Regions from separate parts of the Homo sapiens genome. Here region 2 is linked to region 1. The links are chromatin loops, found by intact Hi-C in ENCODE. Cell type or tissue: Calu3. All regions are shown on one strand.

What was found. A loop is a pair of places that touch in the nucleus more often than their neighbours do. Peaks named below come from ENCODE experiments on the same cell type or tissue, not always from the same donor. Only the 100,000 strongest peaks of a DNase experiment are listed, where the experiment ranks them.
Region 2: it touches region 1 in a loop (9-fold over the local background); 2 of 110 quality-filtered maps call a loop at or near these places.

What each region holds. Positions count from the first base shown.
Region 1 is chr17:72,419,390-72,421,889 of GRCh38, forward strand. It overlaps LINC00673 (long intergenic non-protein coding RNA 673), which reads right to left. Exons shown (of 4, transcript NR_152516.1): 3 at 1,311-1,677. Among named protein-coding and RNA genes, the nearest start is that of LINC02003, 78 kb to the left of the region's middle. RefSeq lists enhancers at 1,558-2,500, 2,148-2,207, 2,258-2,387. In Calu3, a CTCF peak has its summit at 1,321; DNase peaks (open chromatin) are centred at 762, 1,642 and 1,982.
Region 2 is chr17:72,614,273-72,616,772 of GRCh38, forward strand. The region is part of intron 3 of LINC00511 (long intergenic non-protein coding RNA 511); the gene reads right to left. Among named protein-coding and RNA genes, the nearest start is that of LINC00673, 23 kb to the left of the region's middle. In Calu3, no CTCF peak of the experiment used is centred here; a DNase peak (open chromatin) is centred at 1,079.

The DNA of each region.
Region 1 (2,500 bases):
TGCATGGAACTATACAAAGCAAAATAAACCATGAGAAAGAAAATGCTAAGTCTGAGACTATTTGTATATTCAATGGCCATTTGCAGACCACCTCCTTGGTATACTGCACTATGGGATAGAATCTGACACTCTTCTGCAAGTCTCTCTTCTTTGATGGCAAGGTGACAAGCAGGGCATGGTCGCATGAGCCTGTAATCCCAGCTACTGAGGAGGCTGAGGTGGGAGAATCACTTGAGCTTGGGAGTTCAAGACCAGCCTGGGCAACATGGTGAGACCCCATCTTCAATTTTTTTAAAAAGCAGCAGCAGAAGCAGCAGGTGATAAACCAGGGCAAATCCTATGCCAGGAGACACCTAAATCAGCACCCCCAATGGTTATGTGACCTGAGAAAGGAACTCCATGCCACCAGAATGTCTAGATGAGCAGTTGGAGGGTCCCTTGGCAAAACCTAAGAGATGGGGTTCTGGGATCTATTTTTGCGCCTGCCCAACCCACTAAGAAAGGGAGAGAAGGCAGAGGAGCTGCTCTCTGCAGCTGCCAAGGGCAGGCTGTCTGCTCATGCTGGAGCCCAGACAAAGCACACCCACCCGGTGGTGATTTATCAGCCGTGGGAGGCCCAAGAAGCTCTTAAGCCGCAGGTGGGTGCCTGTAAAGCCACCCTCCCTGGGGAGCACAGACCTCAGGCCTTGCTCTGCTGCTAATCACCATAAGCACCCCGGTGCCTCAACCCCGATCTGGGTGGCCCTTAACCACTCCCAAAGCCCTGTCACATGCTCAGTGATCTCAGCCGGCCTCACATAAACCCTGTCAAGTAAGCAGGACAGGTGTTGTTATTATTCCCACTTTACAGATGGGGAAAACTCTGGGGGAGCAGTTCGATGGCTTGCTCAGGGCCACCCAGGGAGCACATGTCCCAATTCCTCCCATAGACTAGGCAGGCAAGTGGCATCGCCACTCCCTCTGTGCTGCCTGCCAGCACTTGAGGGTTTTACAAAGGTGGCAACAAATACCAGGGATGTCTCTTCCCCCTGGGCCCTGGGTCCCTTTTTGGACACTGGGGAGCCTGACTCACTAAAACTCCTGTGTCTTTCTGTTCAATCATCCTCCCTCCTCCTGCTTGACAGTTTGGAAGTGGAGGGGCAGGGCCCTGGCAGGAGTAGACATAGCTTGTGCCCAGGCTGAGCCTCCCCCAGGAGCAGTAAAACATGCCTTTTGGGATCTGAGAGGAGAAGCTGCCCATTCTGTACTTTTCCAGACGTGGAGAAAGAAAGGAGAAGGCAGAGCAGATTTGAACTCCTGGCTCAACTCACCAGCCCTGTAGAGGTCCTCAGAGATGAGCCTTGTATTTCACTAAGCAGCCCCAGGAAGCGGTTTGGGGGACTTCAGAGCAGAATGGAGCAAGAGGAACACTGCCCTTGTTGGGGGCCGGAAGTCGGTGGGGTGTGAGTTAGTGATCCTCAGGTCAAGGGCCTCCACGGGAGGATGGGACCCCTGGACCCACATAACCCACGCTTCCCAAAGGCCTTCACTGCAGATTCGACGGAGCCGCAGGAACCAGGACTCAGGAGGTGGCACCTGCAGGGCCGGGAGGAGAGGGACATGCAAATGAGGCCAGGCCATCCACAGCCCACTCCTCCTGGAAGCCCAGAGTCTGGCTGGCAACTTGAACCTGATCTTCTAAACAGGACAAAAAAAGAAAAAAAAGTTGTGATTTCCCCTGACCAACCCATTTCTTTTTCCCCCTTCCCCAACCCCTGTGGAATTTGCACCCTCAAGAGGCACCTGGGGAGCCACCAGCAACTAAGAGTTCAAGGGGCTCCTCTGCATTTGGGGTCAGGCAGAGAGGAGCCACAGCAAGGGAAGGTGAGTGGACAGTTGCAAGCTGTGAAAAGCCAAGTTGCCTCCAGGCATCTAGGCCTGCGTTTGGTTCCCATGACACTCTTACTGGCAGCGTTAATAACTAACCACGTCCCAGACAGGTGCTGGCGGCCTAGCCTTAGGAGTTCTTGTTCAGGGCTGGAAATGAGTCACTTCCCTTTTATAGTTTGCTAGGAGACTGAGTCACCCAGGGGCCGACCCTTTCACACAAGTTCTCACACCCTGGCCAACTAATATCCATGTTCATACCCTAGACCTACCCATCTACCAGGTCAGCCAGGCCCAGTGGGGCTGACCCTCATGGTCTATGTCAAACAGCATCCCCAGGAGTGACCCAGTCCCTGCCTTTTCCCTTTGTCCCCCTACTCTCTCAATGGAGATGGCCCACTCACTGTCCCAAGAGGCAGCTCCTGCCTGGGCAGCTGTCTGAGAAGGACAGAGTCTGACAGGTAGGCGCCCATGCCCAAGGCCCAGTTAGATCCACCTCATCTTTGACCTTACTCTAAACATTGCTCTCATACGTCCTCAATCCTCTGTTTGGAAACCAAAAACACCAGAAGTGGAAAGTTCCAGAGCTGATGAACTAAAGGACAAAACTGCGATGCAGCAAGTCAGCTTCAAC
Region 2 (2,500 bases), 190 kb after region 1:
ACCTTTCCTTTGCCTGGAGGAGGGGCTGCCCTTCATCTTTTTCTCCTGAAGCCAAGCTTTCTTTCATGCTCCCAAAATATTTTCATCTTCCCTCCTCCCCTCTCTCTAGATATTCTGCTTGTACCTTTCTTATGGCACATATTCCAGCTTAACTTATATTACCGTAATTCGGGGACATGGGTTCTTTCTTATTTTCCTTACCCCATTGCAAATTTGAGAGCCAGAGTCATGCCCTGTTCATTTCCGTAGTTGCCCCTGAGACCTAGCCAAACAGCTGGCACATAGTGGATGCTAAATCCCCATGCAGTGAATGAATGAATGTGGCTATCACTTAGGATATTTTCCAAAAGCCGTATGTACAATATATTTCTTGGCCTGTCTCTCTTGTCTACATAATGATACAAATCAAGGAAGGCCCTAACGAGTCCCATGTTGATTGTGGGGCATATGACTAATCCCGTAATACACTTGGACTGCTTTATGAAAGCACTTTTCAAACAGCTTTATAGCATATCTAGGCCACAAGGTTGGGAATAGATACCTAGAGATTTATTGGATCATTAAATGAACTAGGGAACAATAGGCATTGTGTTAATTTACACACACAGTGGGAGAGATCCAGGACACCTAAACCATCCCCATGTTAAAAATCAGCCCTCAGGCCCCATATAGTCTGCAACTCACCCAAAAGTACCCCCACGAGGTACACAGGAGCCTCTCCCCAGGCTCATGGAAACAGCAACAAAAGTCTTAAAGTCTTAAGTCCACCACAAAGATCTGATCGGTGTAGGTGGGGGAGGATGGGTGGTGGGAGAGAAGAGAGGAATTGTCAAAAGTGCAGTGATTTAGTGTCTGTCTCTTTCTTCCCTTCTCCCTCCCTCCCTCCCATCACCCTGCCTCCTGCACAAGGAACTATTGAGAAGGCACAGAACAAACGCTCCCTTATGCGGCTCCCACGGCGTCTCTCGGTTTGTCGGAGACAGCTGCCCAAAGCACGCTATGGTTACTCATTACCCGGGTTCCCAGGCAGGAAAAGGAGCAAACTTAATAGACTCGAACTAACCCTGAGCTCAAATACTCCAGCCATAAATAAATAAATAAGTCAGGTGTACCAGGGGAAGGGGAGGGAAGTGAACGGGGAATGGCTGGGGAGGGGTCGGCAGTGTAAGCGGACTGAGTGGGGCCGGGTTGCGGGGGCGGGGGTGGCGGTGAACACAACCCAAGAGTTTCTGAAAGGGGAGGGGAAGGATGGAGGGAGGGAGGAAAACTCTTTTCTCCCTTTGGAGGAAGGACAGAGGGTGTTTGTGTTGCTTGCTTGTCCCCGCCTGCAGAGTGGACGAGAGGCTCTCAGCTGGCCATCTGGGGACCTTGCGGAAAACTAGAACTTTGAGGGGAAAGGAAAGAAAGTCCTGTTTCTCCAGCGTGAGATGTGGCTGGGGTTTTGCTTTCCTCCTGACTCACAGAGTAAATGGTTTAGTTCATGGCCATCGAAGTGCCCATTGAACAGATGGGAAGGGCAAGGATGGAGAGAGAAGCAAAGGGACTGAGGGGCAGAGTGACTGTTGGCAGGAAGTCAGTCGTGCTCCAAAACTTTGAAGTCGTCTCTATGAGTGCTCCTCAACCCACACACTTTTGCCCCTCCCCCTACTCTGGAGACACTGGGCAACGTCTGGAGAGGTTTTTCATGGTCACAACTGGGAAGCCAGGGTGGTACTGGCATTTAGTTGGTAGAGGCCAGGATGCTACTCACCACGCTACAAGGCACAGGACAAAACCCTGTAATAAAGAATGATCCAGGCCGGGTGTGGTGGCTCATGCCTGTAATCCCAGCACTTTGGGAGGCCGAGATGGGTGGATCACCTGGATCACCTGAAGTCAGGAGTTCAAGACCCGCCTGATCAACATGGTGAAACCCCATCTCTACTAAAATTACAAAATTAGCCGGGTGTGGTGCCAGGCGCCTGTAATCCCGGGTACTCGGGAGGTGGAGACAGGAGAATCGCTTGAACCCAGGAGGTGGAGGTCGCAGTGAGCCATGATCCAGCCATTGCACTCCAGCCTGGGAAACAGAGCAAGACTCTGTCTCAAAATAATAATAATAATAAAGAATGATCCAGCCTCAAATGTCACAGTGCTGAGACTGAGAAATCCTGCTCAAGATGTAAGTCTCAGAACCCAACCTCCATCCCAGGCTGCCTCTAATTCTGCAGAGGGCATCTGTCAGTCCATAACAGGTCCATAAATTCACTCCTTCTTCCAGGGTGAAGAATGGAGAAAAATCAAAGAACAGCACATGCAACGATGCATTGGTGATCTCCTTCCTGCTAACCCTGTGGCCAAGAACACAAAGCAAACACGACCCCCAACAGAGAAGGCAGGGGAGGAGCCCACCAGTCAAACCAGCATTCCCTAGTCCCCGCCTGATCATTGAACAGACTTGAGGGGGCGCAGCATCTTTTACCTGGTCTCAGAATTTCTGCCAGTCTTGGCATGTTGGGGG